2 separate regions of the Mus musculus genome follow, and region 2 is linked to region 1. Evidence: chromatin loops called from intact Hi-C (ENCODE). Cell type or tissue: heart. All regions are shown on one strand. Links, peaks and the distances in the headings refer to the core of each region. The heading gives the core; the rest is flanking DNA. Region 1 holds the start of Dusp4 (dual specificity phosphatase 4). Region 2 holds the start of Gm46069 (a long non-coding RNA gene).

Evidence for each region. A loop is a pair of places that touch in the nucleus more often than their neighbours do. Peaks named below come from ENCODE experiments on the same cell type or tissue, not always from the same donor. Only the 100,000 strongest peaks of a DNase experiment are listed, where the experiment ranks them.
Region 2: a loop joins it to region 1, with 2.2 times the contacts of the local background. A loop is called at or near these places in 13 of 42 quality-filtered maps.

Annotation. Positions count from the first base shown.
Region 1 is chr8:34,800,848-34,815,857 of GRCm38, forward strand. It overlaps Dusp4 (dual specificity phosphatase 4), which reads left to right and starts at 6,763. Exons shown (of 4, transcript NM_176933.4): 1 at 6,763-7,326. The coding sequence starts at 6,882. In heart, for the core only: no CTCF peak of the experiment used is centred there; DNase peaks (open chromatin) are centred at 4,304, 5,344, 6,354, 7,534 and 2 weaker places; H3K4me3 peaks cover 6,450 bases; H3K27ac peaks cover 6,709 bases; H3K27me3 peaks cover 387 bases.
Region 2 is chr8:34,676,282-34,691,291 of GRCm38, forward strand. Gm46069 (a long non-coding RNA gene) reads right to left here and starts at 13,677. Exons shown (of 2, transcript XR_001778750.2): 1 at 13,177-13,677; 2 at 12,398-12,507. In heart, for the core only: no CTCF peak of the experiment used is centred there; no DNase peak of the experiment used is centred there; H3K4me3 peaks cover 265 bases; H3K27ac peaks cover 646 bases; H3K27me3 peaks cover 606 bases.

The DNA of each region.
Region 1 (15,010 bases), core at 2,902-10,901:
TAGCCTGGAACTTGCTGGGTCTCCAGGTTGCCTTCAGACCCTGTGTCTGTTTCCTGAGTGTTGGGGTTAAAGGTATTCACCAGCACACTAGGACTTAGTAGGACTTTTTAGACGAATTTCACAAGTCCGAAAGAAACCCTGACCCTGAACTACAGTATTTGGCCTGACACACAGAAGCCTTTTGCCAAATCCTTGGCAAAATAATTTAGACATTTTACTATCTTAAAAATAATTGTTAACAATAACTCCAAAAAATCTCTTGGGTTTTATAGAAACCAAGGTAGTAAGAAAAGACTTAAGGAATTAACTGATACGGCAATGAAAGTTAGAGTGGGGCTCACATCTGGGTCACCAGCATCCATCTTGGCCCGTGGCGTGCGGGTAGATGTTCACACAGCTTTTGTGCCGCCTTGCTTCCTTGTAGTTTCAGACAATTGCTTGTCTATTTTTAGCAGGCAAAATCCACTGGGAGAAGAAAGATGTTAACAAATAAAAGGAAAAGAATACAAGACACAAGGGCAGAATGAATGTCAGAGGTGAGATAGCAGGTTTTATTTTTATTTATTTATTTATTTTTTGTAGACTCCTGAGAGAAGACAAGGGCAACGTTCCAGGCATAATGTTTAAGTGGCCAAAGATATCTTATTCCGCCATTTTTCTTTCATTTCCCTAATCTGGCAATACAGCCCAGTTCCTTTCTCTTCTGAACTTCCCTGGCATTTTTATCTGCTCTTCTATAAGGATGTTTACTGGTTCCTGCTATTCAATAGTACATATTGGCAGTCATACTGGTTTTGATTCTGCTGGCATCTGTGGTGGTTTGAGTATCCTTGACCCATGGAAAGTGACACTATTAGAAGGTGTGGCCTTGTTGGAGGAAGTGTGTCACCTTGTAGGTAGAATTTGAGGACTGCTGGTGCTCAGGTTCCTCCCAATGTGGAAGAGAATCTCTTCTGGCTGCCTTCAGCTCAAGATGTAGAACTCTCAGCTCTTTCTAGACCACTATGCTTGCCTGGAGAAAACACGTAATGTTTGAAAAGGATAGAAATATAACCCAACAGACAGTGGGCAACGCTGTGTGGTATTGGTTTGCCTTGCCACTCTTTGCTGGTCATTGTTTGTCATGACTTGGTAGAAAGAATGAAACCCACCAAAGAACTTGTAATGGTGTTCTGGCGGCTTCTTGCTGCTTATGTGAACTTGGGCGGATTGGCAGAGCCTTTTGGGGTTTTTGTTGTTGTTTTGATCAAACTGCCATTGCTGATTCCTGCATGGTGTTTTCGAGTGGACTGAGCTGTTGATTTGTGTGAACAGAGCTACTGATATCCTGACAATGCACACTGGATTCACTCAAAAAAAAAATCTTTGCTATATAGGTCCGAATCCTCCTTTGCCTTATTAACCTATCCTTTTTCACTATCTCTGGTGGGTGGTGGGCTAGAACACTACCTTATTAAAAGTAGGTTCTGAAAAGTCTAAGCCTACAAGTTGCCTTGGTCATGGTGTTACTTCACAACAATGAAACCCAGACTAAGACAGCATCATTAGTAATCCAGACACATTTATTTTTCAGGCTCAGTTTAGCACATTTGAGTGAATGAATAGATGAAGAAAATATGCACATTAGAACGACAGAGAAAAGACCAAGTCCATCCATCCATTTGTTTTCAAAACCCGACCCCTCACCCCTTGAGACATGGTCTTCTATGTAGCCCAGGCCAACTCCCCAAACTCTCCAATCCTTCTGCACCCTGGGTTGATTATGCACTACCAACACCTGCAACCCCCACCTCAATGTTTCATAAGGATGTTTGAGACATTCTTGCCTCAAATAAAGAAAACCCATAAACTTCCTTCTTAAATCAAAGAGTATTTATTCTGGGGGGGGGGGTAAGAAAAGAGCTAGAGATTGCCCTTCCTGTGTGGCATTGTAGTGTGCTTGGCTTTGGGGAGGGTATGATGGGAACAGTGGGTGAGTTTGGGATTGATAAGGGCTCACCCACTCAAATCATATCATATAGGCTTGGAACCCTTTTGACAGGAAACTCCTGCACAAGCCTCTCTTTCAAAGTGAGGAAATTTTGGCTAAGGGGGAACATCTTGCCCAAGACCACTTAGCTACATATGGGAGCATTGTCTTGATGGAATAACTATCAAATAAAATAGAAAGTGAAGCAAAAAAGCACTCAAACTCCCCTCAGTATACCTGGCTGGGAACCCACTACTTTAAATTATTAGTATGTGGGACAATGCCACCCATAGAAAGTGACAGAGGATGAGCTGGAGTGTGCTGTCACACGCCTTTGATTCCAGCACTGTTCCAGGACAGCTATAGCGACTACACAGAGAGACTTCGTCTCGAAAAACAAAGAAAAACAACAAAAACAAACAAAATGATAAACTATAAACTCATCTGATAAAGTCATCATTAAAAAGACACTTCAGACGGACTTGGTGGCACATGTTTGTAATCCCAGAATTTTGGAAATGGAGGTAATGGTAAGTAGTGAAGTTTTTAGGCTCAAAGATTGGACTCTGGCAGTCCCTGGTGCTAGGTCTCATGACCAGGACAAAAGGCTAACATGCCTAGAGGCTCAGCCACCCCATCCCTACCTAATATACCAAGAAAGGGACCTGTAACCTGTAAATCGAGCAGGGATAGATTTATTCACTGTGTCCCATTGGGAAGAACAGATAAAGAGGCCAGTGCCACTCAGTGAGTCTTCCAGGCACTGGCAGGTTTATGGTTAAACAGAGAGAAAGGCTATGCATAATTAATAGTCTCTATCCTGCTATCAGCTGTCTGAGCTAAAATGTGGTCAGATAAACCATGAAATTTCTTCCTTGGAATTTCTTCTGGAAATAGGGCTTCAACTTTTCCCTTTCCCAGCATGTGATTCTTGAGGGAATCTGAATTCTTTGGCATCCAGTATTTCAATAATCGCACAGCACAGCGGTGGGATTAAGGGTTCAAGGCCAGCCTGAGCTACAGGAAACCCCTAAATCCCAACAAAGCTTTTAGTTCTTTCACTGATTTCTAGGTGTTGAAGATTTCCACTGCCTCCAAACCTTGGCTTGAGGGTCAGAGGTGGGCAGAAAAGAGAGACACGCGAAGAACACATTGTGGACACCTTTTCCTCCTTGGAGCCCAAGTTGGCCTCCAATTCTCCCCAGTATTTACCATTCCAGCACAAATAGGTGCTGGTGAAAAGGATGTTTCGTGTGTAGTTCAGAGTAAGAAGAAAGGCTCTGGATTCCCTGGCTTCCACTCAGCTTATCTGCTGCCACCATGGTTATTCACTTATCAATGACTTTTTTTTTTTTTTTGAAGGTAAGTTTTGTTCAGTTACTTTGGGACAGGACTGTGAGTCAGAGGCTGGCATCAAAACCAGAATAGAAGCCACCGTCTTCTCTGGGGATTCTACTCCTGGCTTTGAATCCCCAGATCACAAAACTTTCTAATTGGAAAGAAAAGTTCTTAAACAAGCACAGGGATTTGTTGAAGCCTGACAGTGACTAATAAGGTCGGTCTGAGGACTGCCTGATGAAAGAGAAGTTGGATTCACATGTCACGGTGAAATTTTAAAGCATTTCCACCCCAGCTTTAACTGCTGAGTGTAAATTGGGCAATCCCACCCCAATCCTTGCAGATATTCCTAAACTAAATAACTCTGAAAGGACATCCAAGCAGTTGGCTTTCCTCAAATGCCTTTGTTTACTGCAGGATTTTATTGACCAATTGACTCACGAGGTTCCTGTGTAAACCGAGTGTTTCTCACCCTTTAGCCTGAAGACCAATGGAAGAAGGGTTTTCTATCTTCTCTATAGCCGGGGTTGGGTAGACCTTAAATTGTATTCACCTAACTGTGGACCAAATGGCTCACGCGATTCCATTAAGAAAATTATCTAGGGTGCTCTCACAGTATCCGGGGAAACACAGTGCTGTCATTTAAAGCTCATTGCCTACATTCACACTGCTGAAGGCAGTTTCCTGAAGGGGGCGGGGCGAGGGGGGAGGTCGTTTGTTTTATTCAACATCATCTTCTCTTGGCTTAAATGTACTAAGTCTCAAGTAGGTGGCCCTCTCCAGGAACAGGCGAGCAGGCGAGCAGGCGCGGGCACTCACACGTGGACACACACGCGGACACGCGCCTGCCCACACCCCTTGCGCGTGACTCGCCTATGGGATTTAAGGGCTTCTCCGGCAAGGATTACCGTCAGGTGCAGAAAGCAGCCCTTTGTTCCGTGGGCATTCCCCCCCACCCCCCGGATTTGACTGTTATTTACAGGCCATGTGAGCACTGGCCAGGGCCTGGCCGGCGGGGGGGTGGTGGCAAGGAGAGCACCCCTGACGCATGGGAGACAAAGGCTCGTGAGGCCAGCGCCGCCAGGGGACAACTCCACCCTCACCCCCCTCTGTGACTCCGGTGAAATCGGCCGAGACTTGCATCCGGAGAAGTTGAGGCCTGCTGGCCTCTGGATATGTAGACTTCGGGGAGAGGCCCCACGAGAGTGAATCTGACCCGGGCTGTCGAGGCACGGGGGATGTCTAGCACCCATAGAGGGCCAGCAAAGGGGAAGCACTAGATGTCCTCCCAGCTCCCGAACCAAGAGAAACCACTTTGCCCTCCTCACGGGTGCAGGGAGCCCATGCGGCTCTCCCAGCCAGAAAGCCGGGTGCCGGAGACTTTGCCCCAGGCAGCCGACGTCACTCCACTGTGGTGGCTCCTTCCGGAACCCGAATTAGAGTGATCGCGCACCCCGGGCACCAAAATATAAGGTGCGTTGGGGGCTGAGGGGTCGCTAATATGCCAGCAACAAATTAATACTCATGTAATAGTTTATTTTTTTAACTGAAGAAAAATCCATAAACAAAATAAAAACTGCAGTGCCATTTTGGAACCCGAGGCAATAAAAATAAATCTCCACAGATGATTGCTTCTCAACCCCCATAGCCCACTGGACCCTGAAAGGGGTGTCAGGGCCTTCAGAGTGCAGAGAGCCGGTAGAAGGCCTTGAAATGAGAGCTGGAGGTGATCTCGGGCGAGCAGCTACGCAGAGAACAAAGCAAAGGGTAACAGTGGAGGAGGCTGAACAGGGCGGGAAGGACCCCAAGGCTTCGGCGGCCCTCGCTGCCTTAATCAGGCTTAGTCGCAACTTGAAATGGAATATTCGACCTGGCCGCCGCTACCAAACCCCGTAATTCCCTTGTTCGGTGATTAATTCTTGCTAACAAGACTTGGCAAGATCTCGGCCAAATAATTTTTTTGGCTCTCTGTAAGGTCCCCACCACATGCGCGCATAACCTCCTCTCTTGCCAAAATCGAGCCCTTGGGAAATTAAATGCTCCCCCCCCGAAAGTAAAATGGGGGGTGGCAGATGCTACGTGACCTGGAAAGAGGGATGCGGAAACTCGAATCGTCTCCTAGCTTATTACATTTGCTTTTATAAAAGGTCATTCTTCCCATGGGCACTTTTCAGCATCTTTTCCTTCGTACCAAATGTAGACCTTAACCGTCATTTCCTTAGAGGACGTTGCGTGTGAGGAGGGAAGCGAGGACTCCCACCAAAGAGGAAAACCTCCGGGTATTCCCCCCCCCCCCCCCCATGGTTAAAAAAGCAGGTTTTAGGAAGCTTGGGCCCGAGTGCCTCCCATTCTCTTGCACGGGCACAGCATTCGGCCAATTAACGCCCCCCTCTGGGTTGTAAAGTAACAAACCCCTCCACCTCTCTTTTGTTATTGGGCTTCGGCGCGAGGGCCTTCCCTTTCATCTTTCTAAATCTGCGTTGGCCCAGGTTCCGCGGGAAGCTATAAACCAGATGTAATAGCTCGGGATGGAAATCGATCACGCTAATGTATAAACTAAGTCCGGGGAATCGCATGGAAAAAAACAAAGACAAAACACAACCGGCCGGGCACGAAGAACGAGATTAAGTCCGGCGAGGAGAGGTCCCCAAGCCCTACGGGGTGGCAGCCGCACAGTGTCAGGTTTCTCGGAGCTGCAGGAGCGAGACCTCGAAGACTGGGGAGGCCGGGGGGGTGGGGGGGAGCGCAGGGGTGAAGACCTCCACACGGAGAGCCCAGGCCTCAGTAAGGCCCCGCGTCGCCACCCGCAACGATCTCTACCAGGATCGCCGCGCTCCGGGGCTGAGGAAGGACAGGGCACCGCGCCGCGGCTCCATTCACAAAGTCCCCGAGCCGCCGGCTCGCGGGCGGGTCGGAGGCTGCCTCCTTTTCTTCCTCTAGGTCTCCGTTTTATGAATGGGCCTGGCAGCCAGCACCGAGCGCCCTGTTTACTCCTCTCTTTGTGACGTCGAGTCCCCGTGACTGGGTGCGAGGGGGCCGGCGCTCCATTCACGAGCCGGGGTGGGGGCGGGGCGGGAAGCTTGCGTTGGGGGCGGGGCCTGGCGAGGTAGTAATGACTCTTCCCTCCCCCGGGAGAGCCGGCGAGCATTAATAAATCTCTAAGCCAGAGGAGGAAACTCTGGCTGGGGCAGTGCGTGCAGCTCCGGCGGTGCAGCGGTGGGGGAAACGGCGGAGCCCACGGCAGAAGCAGCCCTAGCTAGCAAAACACACCAGAGGCGACAAACCGAGAGGAGCCCTCTCTCGTAAACACACTCCCCTGCTCGATCGCTTGCCCCGGGTGCCGCGCGCCCGCCAGCTTTGGCGCCAGAGAAGGCTGGGACTGCTATGTAACGTTGAGGCTGCGGGAGGTGGAAGCAGGGGTGTTAGAGGGAGAAGAGCCTGGGGCCAAGTTTGCGGGTCACTTCTGCAGGCGCCCTCTTAGCCCTCGCCTGGTTCCTTCTTGTTAGCCTAGCTGGCTCCGGTGCCCTTGGCCTTCTCCAGCTAGCTCCCCAGCTTACTGCGTTTTGCCGGCGACATGGTGACGATGGAGGAACTGCGGGAGATGGACTGCAGCGTGCTCAAAAGGCTGATGAACCGGGATGAGAACGGCGGCGGCGGCAGCGCGGGCGGCAACGGCAGCGGCAGCCACGGCGCCTTGGGGCTGCTGAGCGGCGGCAAGTGCCTGCTGCTGGACTGCAGGCCGTTTCTGGCTCACAGCGCGGGCTACATCCGAGGCTCGGTGAACGTGCGCTGCAATACCATCGTGCGGCGGAGGGCCAAGGGCTCCGTGAGCCTGGAGCAGATCCTGCCCGCCGAGGAAGAGGTGCGTGCCCGCCTGCGCTCTGGCCTCTACTCGGCTGTCATCGTCTACGACGAGCGCAGCCCGCGCGCCGAGAGTCTCCGGGAGGACAGCACGGTGTCGCTGGTCGTGCAGGCGTTGCGCCGGAACGCGGAGCGCACGGACATCTGCCTGCTTAAAGGTAAACGTGGGTGCCCGGGAGAGCGAGGTGGGAGGGTAGGTAGTGTAAGGGACTTGGCGGCCTGAGCCCTGCTGGGCATTGGGAGGAAAGTACCCGAGTGACTACGGGGTGCTGGAGTCCCCTTCCTCGCGTGTCTTTGTGCGTGTCAGTGTGAACGGTTTTGCTGTGGTTTGGAGCCTGAGTCCCGGGGAGGCCGTGCTGGCGCGTTTCCCCAATCACCTGCAATCCGCACGCGTCTTGGAGTTTCCGTGTTTGTTTACGCGAACGGTTCTGGCCTGGATGCTGGCAGCGGTTCCTCTGCGCAGCCCAGCTTCAAGTACTGAGAACGCGCTCTTAGGTCCCACGGGGACGAGAGAGGCCTGGTTCGGTATAACCCCGGGAACCCTAGAGGGGGGTGAAGGAAGGTGAATGCTAGGGTAGGAGCTGTCTCAGGAGTTCATACACATCGGTCAATGAGGAAAGGAGAATTGGGGTGCAGACCTGGGGAGCTATCTCTTTTTTTCCCCGCTGCCTAAACTCAGAGCTTTCTTGGATGGCGGCCAACCCCCACTTGCCCCGGTCTAAGGGAGGCTGAAGTGCTGTATTTGGGGGGGTGGGGGGACACCAGGCACAACCGCGCCTGCTCCTGCTAATCCCGGGAGCAGAGAGTTACCACCTTTTGTTCACACATCATTCTCGACTCTGCCAGCGGCGCGTGCCTGGTTCGAGCGAACCCTGGCGTAGGAAATTAGGTGGCCGGAGAGAGGGTGGCTTGTCACATTGAGAAGTCAGACACCCCAAAAGGATCGCGCAGTATCTCAGACGTTGGCAAAGGGGAGGGACCGCTCGCCGCACCTGCCAGCTCGCTCGGTGTGCCGGCCACCGGTTGGGGAGCACTGTAGGGTGCGGGGTGTGTGTGTGTGTGGGGGGGTCGGGCGCCCCCTGCTGCGCTGCTCCCCTACCTCCGGCCACCGCATTCCGTGCATTCTTTCGCGCGGGTCTGGTCTTTGCTTCCAAAGCCTGGAGGTTTGTCCGACCTCCGCCTTCCAAGAGCCGCCCATTTCCCTGCCGAGGCTCTTCGCCCCGTCTTCCAGACTTTTCCTCTTAGTGTCTTGTCTTCCTTAAGGAAGGGAGGCCGGGAGCGAAACCCTTTCTCGCGTCCCCTCCGAACGGCACCCGGTGCGGGCGAGCCAGGCTGGCCGTGCGGAACAGCGGGGGGCTTTGTTCTCCGCAGTTGTTTCCTGACCATTTGACCCGTCAGCTGCTGGGGAAACGCTGCTGTTGATCTGAGGCTGAACTGCCAGGGCGATTTTTTTCTTTTCTTTTCTTTTTTTTTCTTCCTTTTCTTTCTTTTCTTTTCTTTTCTTTTTTTTTTTTTTTTGCAAGGACCGCCTGTGGCTCCTGCAGCCGAGCCCCAGTCTCTCAGCCGGCTCCCTAAAACGCTTTAGGAGCGACGGCCAGGAACACAGGTTCCGGACCTCGCGACCGGCCAGCGGTCTGAACCGGGGCCCCACGCAGTATCCGCGGAGCCCTGCCTAGGAAAGGCGCAGGTCCCGGGTCCTCCCTCGGCGGGGTGTCCTGCCTGGGCCCCTGAATCGAGATCGCGCGGGTGGGAAAGGTGAAACTGTTTCGGGGTGAAAGTCCTAGGTTGTCCTGGGTTGCCCAGCGGTTGGATTGAGAGTCGGAGCCCATGTCTTCCAACCCTGGCTTCAGGAGTACTTCAGTCCCACGTGGAGTCAGGGATTGTTTTGTTTTTCTTCCTGGAAGAATTCCGCCTGGGACTGCCCTGAAGCTGGAGCGGCAGCTGCCTTGAGCCTGAGCCCTTAGGCTTCCTTCCTGGGTGCGGGCCCCGGGGTCGGCCGAGCGCCTAGGGAGGGAGGCATATTTTTAATGTTAAACCTATGGCTTGCGGCACTCTACCGGTCCTGGATTCGGATCTGGAGACAGGCGAGGCCAGACCAGTTCTGAGAGATGCTTCAGGGCGAATATTGATGTAAGACTGGACAGGACAGGTGGCCTCTGGGCAAAATGACAGTCCCATCCGTAATGGGTGCCTGGCCCACAGAAAGGCAGCATTTCCTTCAAGTCGCGTTTTCCACCCCCTTCTCTCACTGGGCCGGGAGGATCAATCACCCTACCCCCTCAAATGCCAAAGGCCTTCTTCCCAGTCCTCTGAGGTGACGCTCTTCTAGGCCTGGTCACAGGCCTGGACTGCTTAGTTTTCATCTGTTCAGGAACAGCTCCTTCCCTCTTCTAGACAGAAGTTCAGCAGCCCTTGGAAGCAAGAGCCTAACATGATAATTTGTGTGTGTGTGTGTGTGTGTGTGTGTGTGTGTGTGTGTGTGTGTGTGTATGTGTTGGTCTTAGAGATCAGCGTTTGTCAGCCTTAGTTTATGTAGATGTGTGTGCTGAGCCACGACCTCGTCCTTCCTTCTCTCTGCCAGCTATTGAAAGGTCTTGGTAGAGCAAGAAGGAAATGTCTGCTCTAGGAGGGGGCAGTCATAGGAACTAAGCAAACCTCCCTCCCACCCCCAATCCTGCCCGGGAAATGTGGCTAGGTATGAGAGCATTGGCCCAAGGCTCTCTTCTGCTGGTGGAGTGAGGAGGCAGGCAGTAGGCAAGTGGAGACAGAGTGGGTGCCCACCAACCTTGGGATAGGGGAGAGAAAATAAAAAATAACCCTTTTAGAAGTGATGTCCTTCCAGGCCAAAGCGCTTGTCGGCCCCCCCCTTAAAAGAAATTGATGTTCCCCCTTTTGGGGGGGGTCTCTTTAAAAGATTTTTTTTCATAAGCAAGGTTTTAAAAGCAAGAATTAAAACTTTGCGAAACTATTGTTAATCTTATACATCGATCAAGTTTTGGTACATACTAGAAATCTTATGTTTCCTTTATGTGAGTAAAAAAATCATTGAAATTCTCTAACTTACATTTTTAAGTTTTTCAGATTTTATCTCAGTTTACATGTTTCAGATTCTTAACCTCCGTAAATGTTTGGGTTGGAATTTTAGATTTGCTTGCCTTTTAAAAGAAAAAAAAATCTTATCCGAATGGAAATAATTTTTTAATGCCAGTATCCCCAATCACAAATCAATCTGTTACACACAAATAATTTCAACCTGGTGTGGGAAATGCGTGTGATCACCAGACCTTGGAGGCTGGCTGAGGCAGTTGCGTCACGAACTGCTCCACACACAGGATCTTCTTTGTGCAATTTTATCTACTGTCCTGTGTAGAATTTACCATATGACCTAAGTTCTTATTCAAACACAATTGCAAAATTATGCAGGGGGCTGTTTTGAGCTATTGGGATAGAGTCATCTAGACAGCCTACTTCCTCAACTTATCTGTCTAGATCTTGGGTCTGACCCTGAGTTGAGTGGAGGACTCCGTCTTGCTCACCAGGACCTTTGTTGGTGCCTGCACGTCTCTTTCTCTGGACTTCTCTCCAGCTTTCCCAGTGTATAGCTCAGGCGTCTCAGGGCATAGCTCAGGGGCCTGCTTACACCTACATTTTATATTCAGAGGGAGGAAGATTTCTGGCTTTTTCTATTTGTACATAGAACAGAGTGCTCCAGAGAGGGAAAGAGTTGGAGTGTTAGAATTACCAAAGCAATTACTTAAGCAAGACTCCCAAGCCTTAAAGCATTAGCTACATAGTTACTAGGCATTAGCTACATAGTTACAAGGAACGGAGAAAGTACAACTGTGGCATCAAGCGAATGGACTTCTCTAGTCAACCAAGGTTACTAAAGACAGGGCGAGGTGTCCAAGGACTTTCTCCTTTATCTTTTAAGACCATCAGGGCTTCTTATCTTGTAGAAAAAGGTGGTAGTTAAAGAGCCAAGAAATCCCTTTAAATACTCCAAACCTGTAAAGCTGGATTGCTAATTTCCTTACTTCAAGAGCCAGTTCCTGTCAGAGAGAGGGAACATGGCCGGAAGTCAAGTGACTCTGATAGAAGCCAGTCTGCTGGACAGGGCAGTTAGGGTGGGAGGCCTGGGAGGGACTGCAAGAAAGATCTAGTCCCTAAGCAAGGCTTTAGGGCAGTGATTCTCAACTTCCTGATGCTGCCACCCTTTAATACAGTTCTTCATGTTGTATAAACCCCAATTATAAAGTCATTTCATTGCTACTTCGTAACTAATTTTGTTAGTTATGAATCACGATGTAAATATCTGATATGCAGGATTTCTGTCGTGCTACCCTGTGAAAGGGTCCTTCAACTTTCCCGCCAAGGGTCAAGACCACCAGGTTGAGAATCAATTCCTTAGGCGGTTCGGCCAAGTGACCTGGGAAGGACAGGCTCTCTGACTTGGGAATTCTAAGATCAGGAGTTCACTTAGGTCATCTGAAGACTGTTTAAAGTGAAGTTCCCAAAGGCTACGACCTTCAGACGACCTAGACTTCCTTTCTGGGCCAGAGTGAGACCCAGGCTCAGGTGGTAATCTCAATATTGACTGATCGGATCTAGGGAAAGTGGCAGCCTCATTAAGATTCCCCGCCATAGGCACTACCCGAGCAACTCCTCTCTAGGAACCCTATTATGGTGGTTTACCAGCACCAGTCAGGGGCCCTTGTAAAGCACTTCTACGAATGTATATGATCTCCACTCCCTTCCGGCTGACCTGGCAGCCCACTAGAGTGGAGGAGTTACAGCTAGCAGCAGCCCCTTGTGGTCATGGTTTATATCCTGAAGGTGAGCCATGGAGTTAACTGGAGATATAGTTAGTTGCCCTTCAGGCAAGCCCCTTGAAGGCCAGGCCTAAGTTTCCATTTCTGACCTACAGGTTGAAAGGCAATAAGTACAGGAAATAAGTTCTTTATCCTTTGATGTTTATTTATTTATTTATCTTTATTTTTGTTTTTTCAAGACAGGGTTTCTTTGTATAACAGCCCTGGCTGTCTTGAAACTCCATTAGTAGATCAGGTTGGCCTCAAACTCAAAAGAGAGCTGTCTGCCTCTGCCTTCTGAGTGTCTGTGATTAAAGGCGTGCAGCAGCAAACTGGGCTGATATTTATTTGTTTATTTATTTATTTAGTGCTAGGAATCGACATGTTGTTTAACAAAGCACTCTACCACGGAGCTGCACAGCCCCAATCTTAGGAAGTATATTGTTAAATAAGACCTTTAAGAAATCTGTTAGGAAATTACTTATGTTCAACAGGACATTGGAAAAACAGGCCGAAATTCATTGGTATATGTTATGATTTTTTTTGTTTGTTTTGTTTTGTTTTGTTTTGTTTTGTTTTTGAGACAGGGTTTCTCTGTGTAGCCCTGGCTGTCCTGGAACTCACTCTGTAGACCAGGCTGGCCTCGAACTCAGAAATCCGCCTGCCTCTGCCTCCCAAGTGCTGGGATTATAGGCATGTGCTACCACTGCCTGGCATGTTATGAAATTTTATCCAGAAGATGCCCAATGCCTTGGAGAGGCCCAGACTGACCATCTGATTCATGTGTCCCGGTTCCACTTTGGGACATATGCCGGAGGTTCAGTGAAAATCTGGCCCCTTCTGCGTGGAGTTAAGTTCTGGATAAAACTTGGGTCCTCTGAACCTGGTTCTTTACCACAGAGGCGCTGTGGCCATGATGATACTTGCATGAAGATGGGGCTACTAGCTAGGAGGGCCTGAGAGGAAAACATTTTAAGGCAGCTTTCCCTACACACTGAGAAATAAGAGCTCTCTCTCTCTCTCTCTCTCTCTCTCTCTCTCTCTCTCTCTCTCTCTCTCTCCCCCCCCCTCTCTCTGCATGTGCGTTTCATACCTGCAATCCCAGCATATGGGGAGTGGGAAGTCTGATTACCATGAGTTCGAGGCCAGCCTGGGTTACAAAGTGGGGACTACCCCCCGCCCCCGTGACAATATACCAGACCCAGTAAGTTTACACCATGATCAGGAAGAAGGTCACATGGACCCCTTTGGACCTTCTCTAAACGGACACGCTTTTAAAAAAATGAGCACACAGTACTACTCGGTTCTCTTCTTTGAAGTGCGGGTCAGCTGGTGTCTGGGCAGGAGTATCGCTGCCAGCACCCTCTGGAATCACCCATGGGCATGCGGCAGTGTTCCCAAGGGAATGGCTAGTGCAGGGGCTCCTGATGGTAAGTCTGGCTTCAAGCTGGCCACGGTGAATGCTGGCCCCTGTCCTTAACCTGACTGTGAGACCCCAGGTGGCTGTGTGCTGTGTGTGTAACTCTGGTGCACTTCACATGTTCGACGGGGGCTGCTCGATGCACAGGAAGTAAATGCCCTCTGTCTGGGGTATTTCAGTTCTTAGTAACTCAGGATTCACCCAAAAGGCTTTAACAGCGAGCGGCATGGCCAGGCGAGGCAAGGACTTTTCAGTTTCTTCCTCTATGTGGGTAACAACTCACCTGCACTCACCAATGTCCTTCCTGCACAGCACCCCACCCCCCATCTTTGTCCTCATAGAAACCAGCCGCAGCTTCCCAAAGACAAAAGGTGCCTGGATCAGGAACTCTGTGCCAGGGGAGATTAATCACTTACCGAGTAGGAGCAGGGGGCTGTGACAGAGGTCAGAGGAGGGCGGAAGTAGGGTGGGCGCACAGTTGATGACTCAGAAGGCTGGGATGGAATCTGTCTGCAAAGTCCAGAAAGGACCTTCAGGCCAGCGGGTCCTGTACCCTTTCTATGAAGGGAAGGGTGGGAACTTTTCCTTCTGCCGGGAGGCTATCTGGAGAGTCCTGCATTGTGACCTTGGAATCTGGGCTGCCATGCCCCACCCCCTTTATTTTTTTAAGTGAGACAGGTTGTGCCTGTTTCCTGGGTGGAAAGCATTTTGTCAGGGACTACTGTTCTTTTCTTTTTTTTTTTTTTTAAGTTTTGATTGCTTAAATGGATGTTAATAAACAAACGGGTGGTTAAAAATTTGAAGTCTTACAGAAGCACACCTAAGGGCAAATGAGCTTTGCTAATGAAGGTGTGGACTGTGGGACAGAGTTTCTTGGTAGGGACCAAGGGCCTTTGGTGACAGACCTTTATTGCTTCTTGATCCCTCAGATTCTCATCCCTGCCTTTTCGGCCTGCTTTAAGAAGAAGGATTTATAATGGGAGGGAGAGGGAGTCCTGCCCCTTGGGTGCTGTGGCCACTGAGCCCATGAATATCCATAGCTGGCATCACCAGGTCTGCAGGCTTTTCCGCCTGGGAGGCTGGTCACTGTGACTCAGCAGGAAGAACTTTGACCAGAGATAGACTTTTATATCCGGAGGGAGCGGGCAGAGAGCAAGCCAAACCTCCGGTCAGAGAGGAAAAAAAATGGGTTCCCTGCTTCTGAAAGCCCTGTGATGTGGCGAGAGTTCTTTATCTCAGAAGCAGCAGGAAGCAGTTTTCTCGGGTTAGGATTTAGGGGCCTGGCACTTGGCTAAACTGGTCACATGTCACCCCTTTAGTTGAACAGCTGGAAGGCACAGTGCCAGAGGTGACTTTCTAGCGGGGCCGGGCACAGAGAAGGAGCGAGCCACCTACATACGCACCTACCATTTTAGCCCATTGTGTGGGTACCTCTGTGAGAGTGGTTGATCCCTGACGTGTAGAATGTTTTTGAATTGCTAATAGTTTCTAGTCCTGGAGGTTCCTACTGTTCTGCATCTTGGTCTCAGGTCCTTGTGGAACAGCACCCAGCTGTACCAGACAACTGGCACTATCTTTGTCACAAAACCCTTCCTTCCGCAGAAGACACAGTGA
Region 2 (15,010 bases), core at 2,665-10,664, 120 kb before region 1:
GCCTTCCTGTTCCGACTCTTCGTTAGAGTCAATAGCTCGTTTCAATATCTTTCATACCGTGACGCCATCTTGAAATCCCAATTGAGCCCTTCTTTAAAATACTCAATAATATACTGGGTATGGTACCATATGTCTTTAATCCCAGCACTTGGGAGGCAGAGGCCGGCAGTTCTATTGAGTTCAAGATCAGCCTGGTCTACAAGAGAGTTCCAGAACAGCCAGGGCTACACAGAGAAATGACATACAAAAAAAGAAAACAAAACAAAATACTCAGTGATGCTAAGGGGCTATCTGGATAGACAGTGAATCCCTCTCAGAGTAGAATGGCTTGCTCACAGAACAGGTTTATGGTTCCACAAGGCCTTTGGAAGTTTATCTTGCTAATTCCAGAGGAGCTGTCTCCCGGTGCCTAACCGGAAGACTGCCACAGGGCCCTTTAAAAAGGTGAAAATACTCGGGAAATTGCAGGCTGGGGTGAGAATTGCTGGCAACCCTGATGCTGGAGGAAGAACTGCCGCCTAGGAAAAGATTTACCTCACAATTCTGACAACTTACTCACAGTTAAATCTTCACTGGCTGCTTCCCGGCTTTTCTCTCTCCTTTCTTATAAACTGAAAGGCTGCTGTAGGCAAGGTAGAGAGAAGCTGAGAATTTTTTTTTTCCTCTTTGCAGTTCTGGCCCAAACTGTAAATAAGCTGGTTCCCTTTTTCTGATTCCTTTCCCGTCATCTAGTAAGACCTGTGAGCGGGTGTACCTGTGAGTCCCACCCTGTGACTGCAATGAGCAGCTCTTGACCTTGACTTGTGGTCTCCTGTAATCCCCGGCATCCTGCTATTATCTGAGTGTGTCTTCCTGTATTATGAACTTAGTCCTCAAAGTAGTGAGTCCTTGGAGGAGAAGACCTTGGGAGGTGACTGGCTCACAACCCCAGTCAATGAACTGCATTACAGATTTTAGAAGGCATGGCTCTCTCTAGCACACTTCTGTCTCATCACACGATGCTCACCATTGCGTTGGGATACGGAAAGAATGCCTGCCCCCACAATCAGCCTCTATTCTTTATAAACAATCCACGCCCGGTATTTTGTTACAGGACGGATTTCTGTCTGGTCTTTTGAAGTGTAGTTGAACCTCCATTTGTGACGAGAAAACAAAATGTTCAATTACTTTTCTCACAACACTATACTTTCTTACCCTGACCTGTCAACATATTTCTTGTTTTCTAGATACTATGCAATATTTTCAACAAGCAAAGACAATTCTTCCGTTATTCAGAACCGATCTGCCTAGTAGCAAATGAGCAACTGAGTACCACAGCATAAAGTATGACTATGAAATAAACAAATTATATCATATATACTATGCATCTAACTATTGGTTTTTAGTGTATCTGATTAAATAACATGTATTTTTAAAAAGATTTATTTATTCATTATATCTAAGTACACTGTAGCTGTCGTCAGACACCCCAGAAGAGGGCATCACATCTCGTTACGGATGGTTGCTGGGACTTGAACTCAGGACCTTCAGAAGAGCAGTCAGTGCTCTTAACCACTGAGCCATCTCTCCAGGCTCCTAAATACTATGTATTTAAGTTAATTTCACTCAGTTTGGAGTTCTTTTTCTTTACATATCTGTCACCACCCATGTGATGCATTAGATTTGCTGAACTTTTATCAGAGAAAGTGTATAACCTTTGGCCAGGATCTTCCCAGGTTCTCATCCCAAGCCTTCTTAAACCATTTTAAAATTCTGATTCTGAGTTCGATTCATTAGGTTACATGAAGAAGTGAAGTCATTTGGTATTTGTCTGGTCTGCTTAGTGTTTTTCTGGAACTGTTTGATTCCTTTTTACTCTTTAAATGTAACTCTAAAGCCTTTAAAATACACACACACACACACAAACACACATACACATACACACATACAAAAACACACACATAACACACACACACACACACATATAACCCTCAACACCTCACATTCTGATTCTAATGGACAGTGTTGGTAAACAAGAACCACTGACATAAGACTGACATCTTCAAGTGACCTGGACCACTGAGACACAAGACTATTTCCAAGTGACTTGCTCTACGTCCCATGGAGAGTCCGAACTCAAGTCAGTGTCTGGCAGCCTGGGCAAGACTCACCCAGGGAAGACAAGTGTGGCTAAAAATCGAAACGGTCCTGTTGGGTAGGACTCTGAAGAGGTCTGTCTGACCCCAGCTTAGATTTTCATTTATCTGTTTGTACCCGAGAAGGAACTGTGCAGAAGAGCGGTCAGGAAGGATGGAAAACAGAAAGCCACATCTTATACGAGTCCTGAGGTGTACCCACAGCCTGAGAATTTACCATCCCCCTGAAGACCTGAACAGTCAAGAGGATAGTCTTCACTCCCACTCTCGAGCAGAAACATAGGTATCTAGAGAAATTCATAATACAAACAAAGAGTAAAATGCACGTGGCAGGCGTCTTCACTCGTATGTCTTTATCAACAACAGTTGGAGTGATTGCAATTTATGAAAGAAATCCCGAGATGACATCGTCTAGTGTCTAAGAGAACCCATGTCTTTCACCAGGACCCACAAGGGGATGTGTATATGCAAGTATGTGACTAGAAGAGAGAAAGATAGCGCAGTTCAGCTGGGTCCATATCAAGTTTGAGGAGGAAAAGCCCATGTGGTAATGTGCCACCAGCACCCAGTATGGCAAATGCCAGTGAGCACTGGTACCATGCTTCCTACAGAGAGACCTGTTCTCACAGCGATCTTGTTGGCACCCTCCAGCTCTCCACTGAGCATGCGCTATGCAGGAAAGCCCATTCCTCACTCAAGTCTCAGATGTTCTCCACTGGAAGCCACCAACACGGCGTCTTCAGCATGGTTGGAAAATAAAACTAGCTATGCAAGCATCACGGTCAAGGGGAAACTCAGGTTCTTTCTGGAGTTTGTTCACTCTGGCATGAGGCTATGACGAAGTAATTGATTAGTTTCGATAGACGATCGGGAGTGGAGAATGCTTCTAGACTCATTCCAAGATGTTGAAATAGCGAAAGAAAGAAAGAAAGAAAGAAAGAAAGAAAGAAAGAAAGAAAGAAAGAAAGAAAGAAAGAAAGAAAGAAAGAAAGAAAGAAAGAAAGAAAGAAAGGGGAGGGGGGAGGGGGGAGGGGGAGGGGACGGGAGCGGAGGGGACGGGAGCGGAGGGGACGGGAGCGGAGGGGACGGGAGGGGAGGGGAGGGGAGGAGAGGAGAGGAGAGGAGAGGAGGGGGCAGATGGCAAAAGATAATAAAAAATAGATTCCTGAACTCAAAAAAATAATAATAAAATAAAATAAAGAATAAATAAATAAAACCACAGCAGCTTTTAGCTGTCGTTGGACCTCTGGAAGTTTCAGCGTAGTGTTTACAAAACTAAAATAGAAGTTATGACAGCTCATTATGTTTAAAGATGAATATTCATAAGCATGCAGGGGTGTTTATGAGAGATTGCATTTTCTGTTTTCTCCTGAAAAAGCCGTAGATCTATGTGATACTTAGAGAAACTGACTAATTTTTCTTAAACGCTTAATCTCTTGGGAGCGAGCTTCATTTATCTTTTATCCCCCCTCACAATAGCCCATGAAAGAGGCTTTGTCGGAAAAAAAAAGGGTGCTTGTGGTGGTCATGGAACATATGTCTCAGTAATCCAAGGACAGAAGTCAGTTGTCCTGTCTTAGAAAGGAGCCCTGACAACCTCCCTGCACCCGGGGCACACCATTTGTTCGGCGGCCATGTGGGCCAGCATCCTGGCCGGGCGCCGAAGCCCAGTGCAGCCGCGGCAGGCTCCCTGGCAGGGCTTCCTGAGTCAGCAGTCTCCTCTCCACAGAGCAGATGGGCCAGCCCTCAGGGAAAGGAAGCTCTTCTGAGAGTCTCCTGTCTTCATTCTTCCCAAATGGGCTTGGCTATAAAAAGCAAATTAAACAGCCATTGTTCCTTTCCTCCATGAAGCTGACATCCTAACATCCTGCCTAGTACAGGGCTCCCGGATGTTTGCTGCTGGCCGAGTGACGCTTGCCACTGCACCAACAGTAACATAAAAATCACTCTCGAATTCCACTCTGGAATGATATTTGTCTGAAACGCCACTGCTTTCTTTTTGGTTGTGACTACACAGCAGAAGAGAGCTTTCTCACTGGTCTTAGTGTCTTCTTCCTGCCTCCCGCGGGTTTGCACATGGACTTTGGGCCTTATAATCCTAGGAGAGTGTGGAGACTCGACCCTCAAACTTTCCCATTCTAGAGTACTCTGCGGGCGGGTGTACTGCCTGTGTAACAGAGTATTCGATAATACAAACTAACCACCCTGCCTTTAACCTCAGCAGAAAACAACAATAGCAACCCTAAACAAAACCCCTTTTTGTCTCTCTGTCTGTCTGTTTGTTTGTTTGTTTTGAGATAAGATCTCGCTACAAATCCCTGTCTGTTCCAGAACACACTGTGTAGCCCAGGCTGTCCTCAAACTCACACAGATCTGCCTGCCTCTGCCAGAATTAAAAGTGTGCCTTTCCAAAACAACAGAGCAGAACGAAAAATAAAGATGCTCTGAGTCTTTGGGTTGTTTGATTGGCTTTGGTTTTTGGTTTCTGAACATGGGGTTTCTGTTTCTCTGGGTAGCTCTGGCTGTACTGGAATTGCAGACAGGGCTGGCCTCAGAGAGATTCCCCTGCCTCTATCTCCCGAGTGGTTGAGGCTCGGGGAGAAAAATCAAAAGTAAATCACACAGACAACTTCATACCTCAAGAGAGAGGCAAAGGGAAGAAGGAGAGACATGATGGGAAAAGCAGGAGAGGTATGGAGAGAGAGGCTCACACTCACTAATGCAATTGCGTGTGTGCCTCTTACTGTACTCTCCAGGACGAGAGACGGCTCAGTGGTTCACATGCTCTGGCAGAGAACCTTCATCCAACTCCTGTATCAGGTGACCCCCAACCTCTTGTAATTCCAGTTCCAGAAAGATGGACCTCTGGCCTCTAGGCACTAGCACTCTCCTGTCCATACCCACATACATTCAAATAATTAAAAATAAAATAAATTGTTTTAATTTTATTTTAAAAGGGTAACCTAGAAGAGCATCTACGTCACTTCTCTGAGCAATATCCATATATAAGTCAGCACCGGCCAAGTCACAGAACAAGACAGCCCCACTTGGGACATGAACCTATAATCCCACAATTGCCTTTAACCACGTGGTAACTAACCAGAGACAATGGAAACAAGCAATAGATTACACATCCATCACCCCAGACCAAGGTCCATCACTTTAACAACCCTCTGATAGCTTCAATACAAGATGCTGAAGAAGGACAGCTCTTAAAAAGCATGTCCCAGGACGGCGATAAGGATGCCTTGCCCAGATATCAAAGTAAATGGTAGAAAAGAAATTTTAAATGCTGTTTTCTGAAAGCCACTTGTATTACTTGTCCCACCAAAATGAACTGGGTGGGGTGGGGATGGGGGTGGGTGGTTGAGGGGAGGCGGTCTGGATTTTTATCAACCTCAATTCTCAAATTAAGACTTTCAGAATGAAATTTTGGCACACAGTTTTCTGAACTTTTCTGAACTTGGTCAAGTGGATTTATTCTAAGAAGAGGGGAAAGAGTTTCTGGTAAATAAAGTGCCAAAACAGGAAGCATGCCTATGACTGTGGAGCGGACTGCTGGAGGGTAGGAAGGTTCCTTCAGGAAGCAGCTTACGATGGTGCTCCATCCAGAGCTCTGAAGCAGCCTGGGTTTCTCCACTAAGCAGTAAGGGGCCCCAGCATAAAAGCACTAGTCAAGACCTCCCTGTGGCTGGTGGCCTCTGCCCCGTTACTGTAGTGTTGCTCATCTTACATGGCGGGAGATGCAATAATGCTATTATATTCCTGCGGCTGCTGCAACAAATTATTGTGACCATTACAACTCCTGAGCTGGGGTTATAATCCCAAAGTGCTTGCCTTGCATGCATGAAGTCCTGAGTTTAATCTCTTATCACAATAAATAGATCAACCCAATCGATTATCTTGAAATCGGTTTCTCTGCTGTTTCTACCTTTTAGGCGCCGCCTTCCCAGGTTGTGTCATAGCTCCCTCTTGCATTTGCAAAGGTAACCATAGCAGATGGGGCCCTTCTCACACTGAGTAACTCTGACTCACCCACGGCCTCCTTCTTCCACATTTTCTTGCATATGTGTGGCAGCAGAGACTGAACCCAGGGCCTGAGTATGCCCAGACAGTCTCAGAATTCGCAATCCTATTGCGTTAGCCTTCAGAATAGCTGAGATCGCAGGCCTGTACCACCAGGTCCTTCTCTCTCACACTTTTAAGCATCATTATCTGGATGCAGAGCCCACCTGGTGTCGAGGTCAGATGGTTTGCAACGCTGATGCCACATGCAACCTTTTGCCTTGTAATAGAGGAACTCACAGTTCTTGAGGGACATGAGCATCTTTGGGGGAGGGTCTCATCAGCCTAGCAGAGAAGCAACCCAAGATAAAAAGACCTAAGATAGGGAACTGTGCTCTCGAACACACATGGAGATATCCAGAGAACACCAAGCCATCAATGGTTGGCACTGGGTCCAAAGTCTTGAAGAAACCAAGGTGAGGGTGTTCACAGTGTGTCAAGGGAAGATGCCTTGAAATCAAAGAAGGAAGGAACAACCCAGAATTTAACACCTTCATTTTTTGAGACAGGGCTTCAATAAGTACCTCAGGTTGGCTTTTAACTCAACATCCCCCTGCCTCAGTCTCCTGAGTGCTGGAATTGTAAGCATGTGCCACTATGCCCGTCTCTCCTCCATCGATCTCTAGAAACTGGAAAGAAACTTAGGAAATCACATGCGGCTTAACCCATTATGCCCTGCCCCCATTTCTGGTATAACAGAAAACCAGCTGGGCAATGCAGCACTAGAAGGCAGCAGGAGAACCATGAGTTTGAGGCCAGCCTCGGCTACATACACAGCAAGACGCTATGTCAAAAGAACAAAGCAAAGCTAAAAAAACAACAGAGAACAAGGGGAGGGTTTGCAAAGCAAGCCATCATCTGCCTCGGCATTTCATTTTAAGCATCCCCGGTTTTCACACTACTGATTCTCACCCCCAGGCTCTCCATCTCTGACTCACTGTTCAACAGAGCTCTTTACAGCCCTGCCAGCTCAGGAGGCAAAGTTCTTGTGTGTACCAGTAAACACACCATTTCTCCCCGACAGAGGAAAAAGAAAGTGTGTGTGTGTGTGTGTGTGTGTGTTATAAGCATATGTGTATATATATATATATATATATATATATATATATATATATATATATATATGTGTGTGTGTGTATGCTTAATATGTACATATATATATGCTTATATCTGTGTTTATATGTGTTATATATAAGCTTTATATATATATATATATATATATATATATATGTTATATATACATATACATGCATATATACACAATACATACAAACACACACACACATATATATGTATACACATTAAGTAGACGTGAAGTCTTGGGCCTGCTAGGTTGTAATAGTACACAAGAGGCATCCACAAAATAGTTTGAGGGGATAGCAGTATATCTGTGCACAGTGACTGAAATCTATGGAGTCTTAGGCACCCACTCTGTCTCCTCTCATTTCATCCTCCTGGCCACCTTTCAAGAAAGCTTGCGCCAGGCAGTGGTGGTGCACACCTTTAATCCCAGCAGTCAGTGAGAGACAGAGGCAGGTGGATCTCTGAGTGTGAAGCCAGCCTGGTCAACAGAAGGAGTTCCAGGATAGCCAGGGCTACACAGAGAAACCCTGTCTTAAAAAGACAACAAAAGCAAGAGGGGGGGGGTTGCATCCTGTTCTAATTCAGTTTTCTACTGATGTGAAAAAGACTATAACTATAAACAACTTGAGGAGGAAAGGATTTACCCAGAAACATCTGCCTGGGGGTGGTGCCCAGGGCTGGGCCCTCCCACATCAACCATCAATCAAGAAAATGCCCCACAGGCCAATCTGATAGATACATTTTTTTTCCAGCTGAGGTTCCCTCTTCCCAGATGACCCAAGCGTCTGTCAAGGTGACAAGAAACAAAGCAGCACATGGGCATGACCCTCTGTGAGGTAGCCAGGGCCCAGAGCCGGGATGGAACCTGTAAGTCCTGTTTCCTCATGTTATCTGGCCATCACCCACTGCTGAGACTTTGCCTTTAGACCCTCACTCTAGGATGTCATAGCCATGTCTGTAGACAGGGACAGCAAAGGGCTCCTGCATCGTGGGTTTCCCGAGTGCTTCCTCACTGCAAACCACACCGTTCCCTTTGCTCTGTGGCATTCCAGCCCAAACAGCTTCAAGTCTTCCTTTTCCTAAAATGCATTTTCCTAATGTCCTTCCCTCCTTCCCTAATACTTAAACACTCCTGTTCTCAGTCACAGCAGCCCAAACCACTGGTCACGCAGCCATCAGGAAAAGCCCCCAATTATTCATGCCCTGTCTTTCTTCTTGTTCGTTCAAGTACATTTTTAATTTTTTTTCATCCAAAGTGTTCTCATGGGAAGGTTCTTTTACCCCAGACACCCACCCACTCCCCTCCTACCCTTCCCCATCTGGTCAACTCCTCTCATCATCGAAAACTGCCATCTGTCAAAACGGCTGTGTTATAAGTAATACACAAATCACTGTGGGGCGCTGAGATACTTGACTAATACCAGGTAGCAGCTTCTCCTGAATAAAATGGAAAGAAATGGCCTAACGTTACACTTCAGGAATGTAAATTCAACGGAAATGGGAAAATGCTAATTGCCAGTGGAGAAGGTTTCTTCTTCCCCAAAGGAAGCTACATACTGTCTGTCAAAGAAAAAGAACAGGTCTCCTTGAGCCTCTCAGCCTTCCCAGTTCCCTAGGTGCCCAGGTGCGCAACACCTCCAGTGTGAGGGTTTGAAAGGTGAACCGCTGTCTTTACAGGTGTGCTGGAGAAAGCCCTGGGTTCAGGAGAGCAATTAGAAGGAATGGTGGAGCAGAGCCAAGGCCAGATGAAGAGAGAGCTGCTGGCTCCCCTGTAGAAGCACATGGGTAAGGGCGGAAAGCATCCTTAAGAGCAGGGGAGAGGAGAGACAGCGGGTGGTCTAATGATGCCTCGGCATGCAGAGCGGAGGATACAGTTTTTTCAAAGAAGCTCACTTTGGTTAAACTGAAGGTATTTTATACTTTTTGCTTGAAAAGACTGTGGCACTTGGTACTGTTCCCAAGGGTAAAACTCTCTTGGTCCCAACTTTAAAGGCTTGGGGGAGGAATCAGTGGGAAAATTGGGCAAAAAAAGAAAGACAGGGGTTAGGGGGAGCAAACAAATAGTACCTCAAAACAGAACTAGTAGGGGTATAAGACCTTTACGAGCTCTGAAGCACCCAACTACGTGGAAGATCTTCCCTATGCCAAGAAGGAAAGAACATCACTCATTAGCAGCTTAGCAACTGGGATGTTGGAGGTATGACTTAGAGCTCCAAAAAGGGCAATCCTGAAAGAATTACATGTCCATGTGACAGTTGTGGAAATGAAGACATCACAGCCAAGAAAGCAGGGTAGTAGAGCCAGGTCAAAACTCATCTCTACTCCAAAGCCTGTGTTCTACCAAACCCTGGTATTGCTGAAGCCATTTTTCCATGATTCATGGTTAGGAAACTCAGACGTTTCAGCATTCTAAATCCTCAGAGTAAACCGCTCAGAGGCCAGCCCAAATGGAGGGGACTCTTCACCAGTTGCATTGAAGGTTTCTGACGGGACTTGTAAACGATAACCACTGTTAGCAGTCCGGGCTACACATCCCAAAAGGATGACCCTTCTCGACACCGCCCAGACTGATCTGAAACCCCTGGGCTGCAAAGATCCTTCTTGCTCAGCCTGCCTAACATCCATGTCCACAGGCAGCCTGGGCCAGTGCACTGACCTCCTGGGATGATCTAATTCTTCAACTAAACGCCCTACTCCCTCCTGGGTCTTCTGTTCCCTAGGTCTCAGAAACCTGTACTTCTAAACCTTGCTCAGCTGATTCTTGATCTGCTACCAGAGCTGGTACCCACACAGACATGAGATAAAAACAGACTTCAGATTTCCTTTCTGCTCTGTCACTTGCGAACGCAATCACAATGCAATCAAACAGAGCCACAAATCCCCCATCCAGAAACACTTCCAAAGCAACACAAAGCAATCACGGAATAGTTTGCTAAAATGAAGGCCAACGCTAAGCATAAACTGGGGCAGGAAAACCGCCAGATGTGAATATATTAAGCTTTATTTTAGGGGATCGCAATTGGAAATTGTTTTAACCATAGTGTGTGGGCGTTGTGAGGTGACAGATGGCGAACAACAAGCGAGTGGCATTGAAGAGGAAAGTGCTGGGTTTAGCAGGTCTACCTTAATCCAGCCCTACCTCTCTCTGGCCACTGTTGTGGGGAGCAGTGTATTGTTTCCTTGGTTCGCCTGCTCTCTGGCTACACCAGATTCACTCTCATTTTAATCCAGGCTTGATCCTTTAAAACAAATCAGGTCTCAGATGTTACTATTTCGAACTGTAACAGTAATATCTCAAATGTATCCTGCATCTGCCCCTCCACCCCCCACCTACAGAAACTCATCAGCACCCCTGTCACCAGTCTTGGAAAAGCCCTGAGGGTTTATTTTCATTTTGTAGTACAGGGGATGGGTCCTAGCATCCAACAAGTTAAGCACGTGTTTGATCTCATGCCTGACCCATCACTGAGTTTTAAGCCTACTTTCACAGATTCTTTGAGGAGTGCAGAAACCTTGTCCATAGCAATAAACTGATCTATACCCTATACGTGGCTCATATGGTCTTTCTTTATGGGAACTCCAGACAGCGTTTCAATGGCAGCAATCTGCAAAATGGACCACAGCATCTTCTTGCAACTAAGTCTAAACTCTGGGCTCCCCAGAGTCAATTCTACAGGACTTTAAAAAAAAGATTTATTTATTTTATTTATATGAGTACACTGTAGCTGTCCTTAGACCCACCAGAAGGCATCAGATCCCTTAACTGCTGAGCCATCTCTCCAGCCCCTAAAGGACTTTTGATGTCCTTCTGCTGGGTTGCTCAAACTGTGAGATAGCTAGCTGACTCGTACCTTGAATCCCCACCCTTGAATGAACAGGCAAGAGGATTTTGAGGCCAACCTGGGCTACACAGGACCTTGTTTTAAAGGTCAAAGCAAACATTTGAGATACACAATTTGGGACGCAGGAAAGCATCCAATCCTATGATCAAGATTTGACTGTAAGCATGGAGGGTCATGCACACTCCAGTGATGCGATTCTTAAGCATTCCTGGTATATTCTCGGACAGCACATACCTACTATATTTATAGAGCTGGGCTGTCCATTTAGCTTCCTGGGCCAAAGCTAAGATGAAAACATTACTGTCTGCCAATCATTGTTCAAACACTTCCCTTGCCCTTACCAGGTCAATCAGATTCAACCAACATGAGCATCCTCACTCTATTTGCCTACAAAGTGTGCCCATTTTCTCCTTATCCTGTAGTAAGCATGACTGAGCATCTCCATGGAGTATCGCGTAAACCTGTGAACCAACCCTGTCAGTGGTTGCTGATACTCCCTAATCTAGGCACACCTACCTTCTACCACCTTGCCTGGAGCATCTCTTGTCTCCCAGGAGTCTAAGAGTGCATTTAATTCTGAGGTACCGTCGTGAACCATGAACCTGTCACCTGGGTGGTGCTGCCTACAGATGGCTTCATTTGAAACCTTTAAACCCAGCACTCAGGAGGCAGAGGCAGGCGGATTTCTGAGTTCGAGGCCAGCCTGTTCTACAAAGTGAGCTCCAGGACAGCCAGGGCTATACAGAGAAACCCTGTCTCGAAAAAACAAAAACAAAAACAAAAACAAAAAACAAACAAACAAAAAAAAAAACAGGAGACCCTGTTTCAGAAAGGGAAAAAAATATCGAAGACTATGGGAACACTGAGTTCAAACCCTGGCACTGCGAAAATTACAAAGGGCATCACTGAAGAGCCATGAGTGCTCACCACCCTACTCCTGAAGCAGGGAGCACAGAATATTCTCTCTATATGTGAAGCCAGATGTTTTTCAGTGACCTACCTAGGCAGCGATCCCTAACATAGAAAAACGAGCGACGAGCCTCTAGCGTGTTATTTAAAATGCTGCGGTTTGGGCCAAATTGAAAACTATCTGAGGGAGGCAACACTGAAATGGCTTAGCAGGTACAGGCACGTGTCATCTAGCCTGATGAGCCGATGCCCAGGACCCGCATAGAAGAACTGACTGAAGCCGTCCCCCTTCCCAGATCTCCTCCACATGCCTACCCTGGCAAAGGCATGCCCGCACACATGCACACATACAAAACAAACACATTAAAAGATAATTTAAATTTTAGAAGCGTATCTGAGACCAGTCTTCAGCTACTGCTTTGCCAGGACAGCCAAGTAGTGTTCCTCAAAGATGAGTAGCAGGGTTCTGTCACCTAAGAAAAGCGACAAACGCATTAGTCATCCCAATGAATTTGACTGCTTCCAATGCAGCTGCTGTGGGTGTTCAGGTCACGTCCTCAGACGCAACAATAAAATCAGTCCCGGCTGGGAACCTATCCCTGAGCGCTATTGCAACGGTATCTCCATAGTAACCCTTTATCCAGACCTGCATTGGCTTCCCAGAGATGCTTTCTAAACGGCCATACAATTTAAGCTTTAATAAAGACTAATGTAGAATTAGAAGTACTTTCAATTCACAAAGGCACCCAGGGACTGAACCGAAGAAAAGGAAACAAAAACGGTTGGAGTCTAGGGTAGGGTTGGTCTTTCCCAGAAGGCAATAAAACGCGTGGCCAGGAGAGAAACCACAGCTAAAATTCAATGCAAGGCTGGAGGGGGCGGAGGCGGGGGCGGGGGCGGGGGGGGGGCATGTGGAGCAGGTGAGTAAGAAGCCATGTGATAGGTTCCTGGTTCAATCCCCGTTACCGCAAACAGAAAGTTCAGTTCAGGGAAGAAAATCACTTTTCTGAGCCTACGCCCTGTCCCACTGTGAGGAAGCCCCGAGGGCCTGATACTTTACTATTCTGATCTCCAACGGAGTCCATCCTCAGTGGTAGCGCCCTGCCCCATCTCCAGCCCCCGCCCCCCCCCAGTTGTCCTACCTCTTTGCATCCAAGTTCCTCTCCACTTTGAAGATTACTCTAAAAACCACGCGGAGAAAGATCAGGTGGACCTTCTTCGGCAGTACGCAGGTTCAGTTCCAGTATTTGAAGACTGCTATGCGGCTCTGCATGTTCGTGATAACTGCTAAGTACCTGGGCAGGGGACCGCAACTTTGCAGGCATCGCAGCCTTCGATCGCCCACAGACCCACCTCGAGCCTAACTGCCCGCCAGTGTGAAATGGGCTGAGAGTACCTCATAGGTATGCGGAACTTCCAGCACACGGGGACTCCAGTGTGATCGTGCCCTTCTGTCCGGGCCACGAGTTAACCTTTCTGCTTTCTCCGGACTGTTCTAGTCTAGAGACATTCAAAAGCATCAGGGAAGGTCCCCCAAGCCTTATGATATGTAGTGTTCCCCAACTTCCAACAAAAGCACTTGGCCAGCAGGGTCCTCTCTTCTCCCTTGCTACTTCCTTCTTCCCTGCCTCTCTCTTCCTCACCCCTCCCCCTCCTGTGTTTCTTCTCCTTCCCCTTTCTTCCCCTATCCCCAATCTTCTCGTTTGCGACATTTCTGGGAGCCCCTCCCTCGTGGCCCCAAGTTCCAGAGCCTTTGGAGCATAATTAGTTCTTTAATCTCATATTCCTCTCACAGAGGAATTTTACAAAGGGGACTTACTCCTCCATTTACAACACAACAGGTGCACTGTACGCCTCAGGAGAGGAGAACCACAGGGATTTTCCTCTCTGGTTCTTTCTTCCTTCCTCTCTTGCTCTCCCGCCGAGAGGATAAACAGGAAGACAAATAGGCTCCCTGCTTCCTGGGGCCAGAAATAAGAATCCTGATTTTTTTTTTTTTTTTTTTTTTTTTTTTTTTTTTTTTTTTTTTTTTTTTTTGCCTTGGATGTGTTCTACCACATGCCCATTCGCCAATGGTCTGAGCCCACGGGACCGATGGCTCCTACTGACTTGGCAAGAGCAATGCCCTCTTTATATAGACTGTATACCAGCCCACCTGCTGGAGATTTCTCTCACACCTCTGATGTTCTGGTATCATCTCTTCCGCTCCGCTTCGGCCTCCTTTTTCTGAGGTGAATGAACTTTGCCTGACTGCGAATTTACCTGCTTAGGGGCACTGGCAACTTCCACGGATGTCAGCCAGTGGGAAAGATGACTGGCGGTAGCAGAGGAGAGACCATGGGGAAAGTAGCACAGTAAGGTGTTAGAATATTCTACGGATGAAGAGAAGTCACTCACCATCCTTATACGACTTCCTGTCTCAGCCGCCTTTCTATAAAGGTAAATCCTAAAACACGATCTCTATGCAGCCATTAAGAAACACAGGCTCTGGGTTGGAGCGTTGTCTCAGCTCTTCCAGAGATCCTGAGTTCAATTCCCAGCTACCACATGGAGGCTCACAACCGACTGTAATGGGATCCAATGCCCTCTTCTGGTGTGTCTGAAGAGAGCCACAGTGTACTCACATACATAAAATAAATAAGTCTTAAAGAAAGAAAAAAAAAACACACACACAGACTCTATGCTAATGGATTCTTCTGGAAACTACAGCTTTCCAACCTGTCTTCCAAACAGGACACCTCCACTGGGCAACCTCAGAGAGACTTACCACCTTGCAGAAAGAGCTCTGGGGACCCAGGATTCTGGAAACTAGATGAAGACAGCCACAGTAGTATTCAGGGGTCAAAATCGGAAACGTTGGAATGGGTGAACCATTGCTTACTCAGAATTCTAAGTGTTTTAGATCTCAGGGTTTTCCGAATTTGGGAATATTTGCATATTCAAAAGGAGCTCTAGTTCGAACTGGACCTGAGTCCA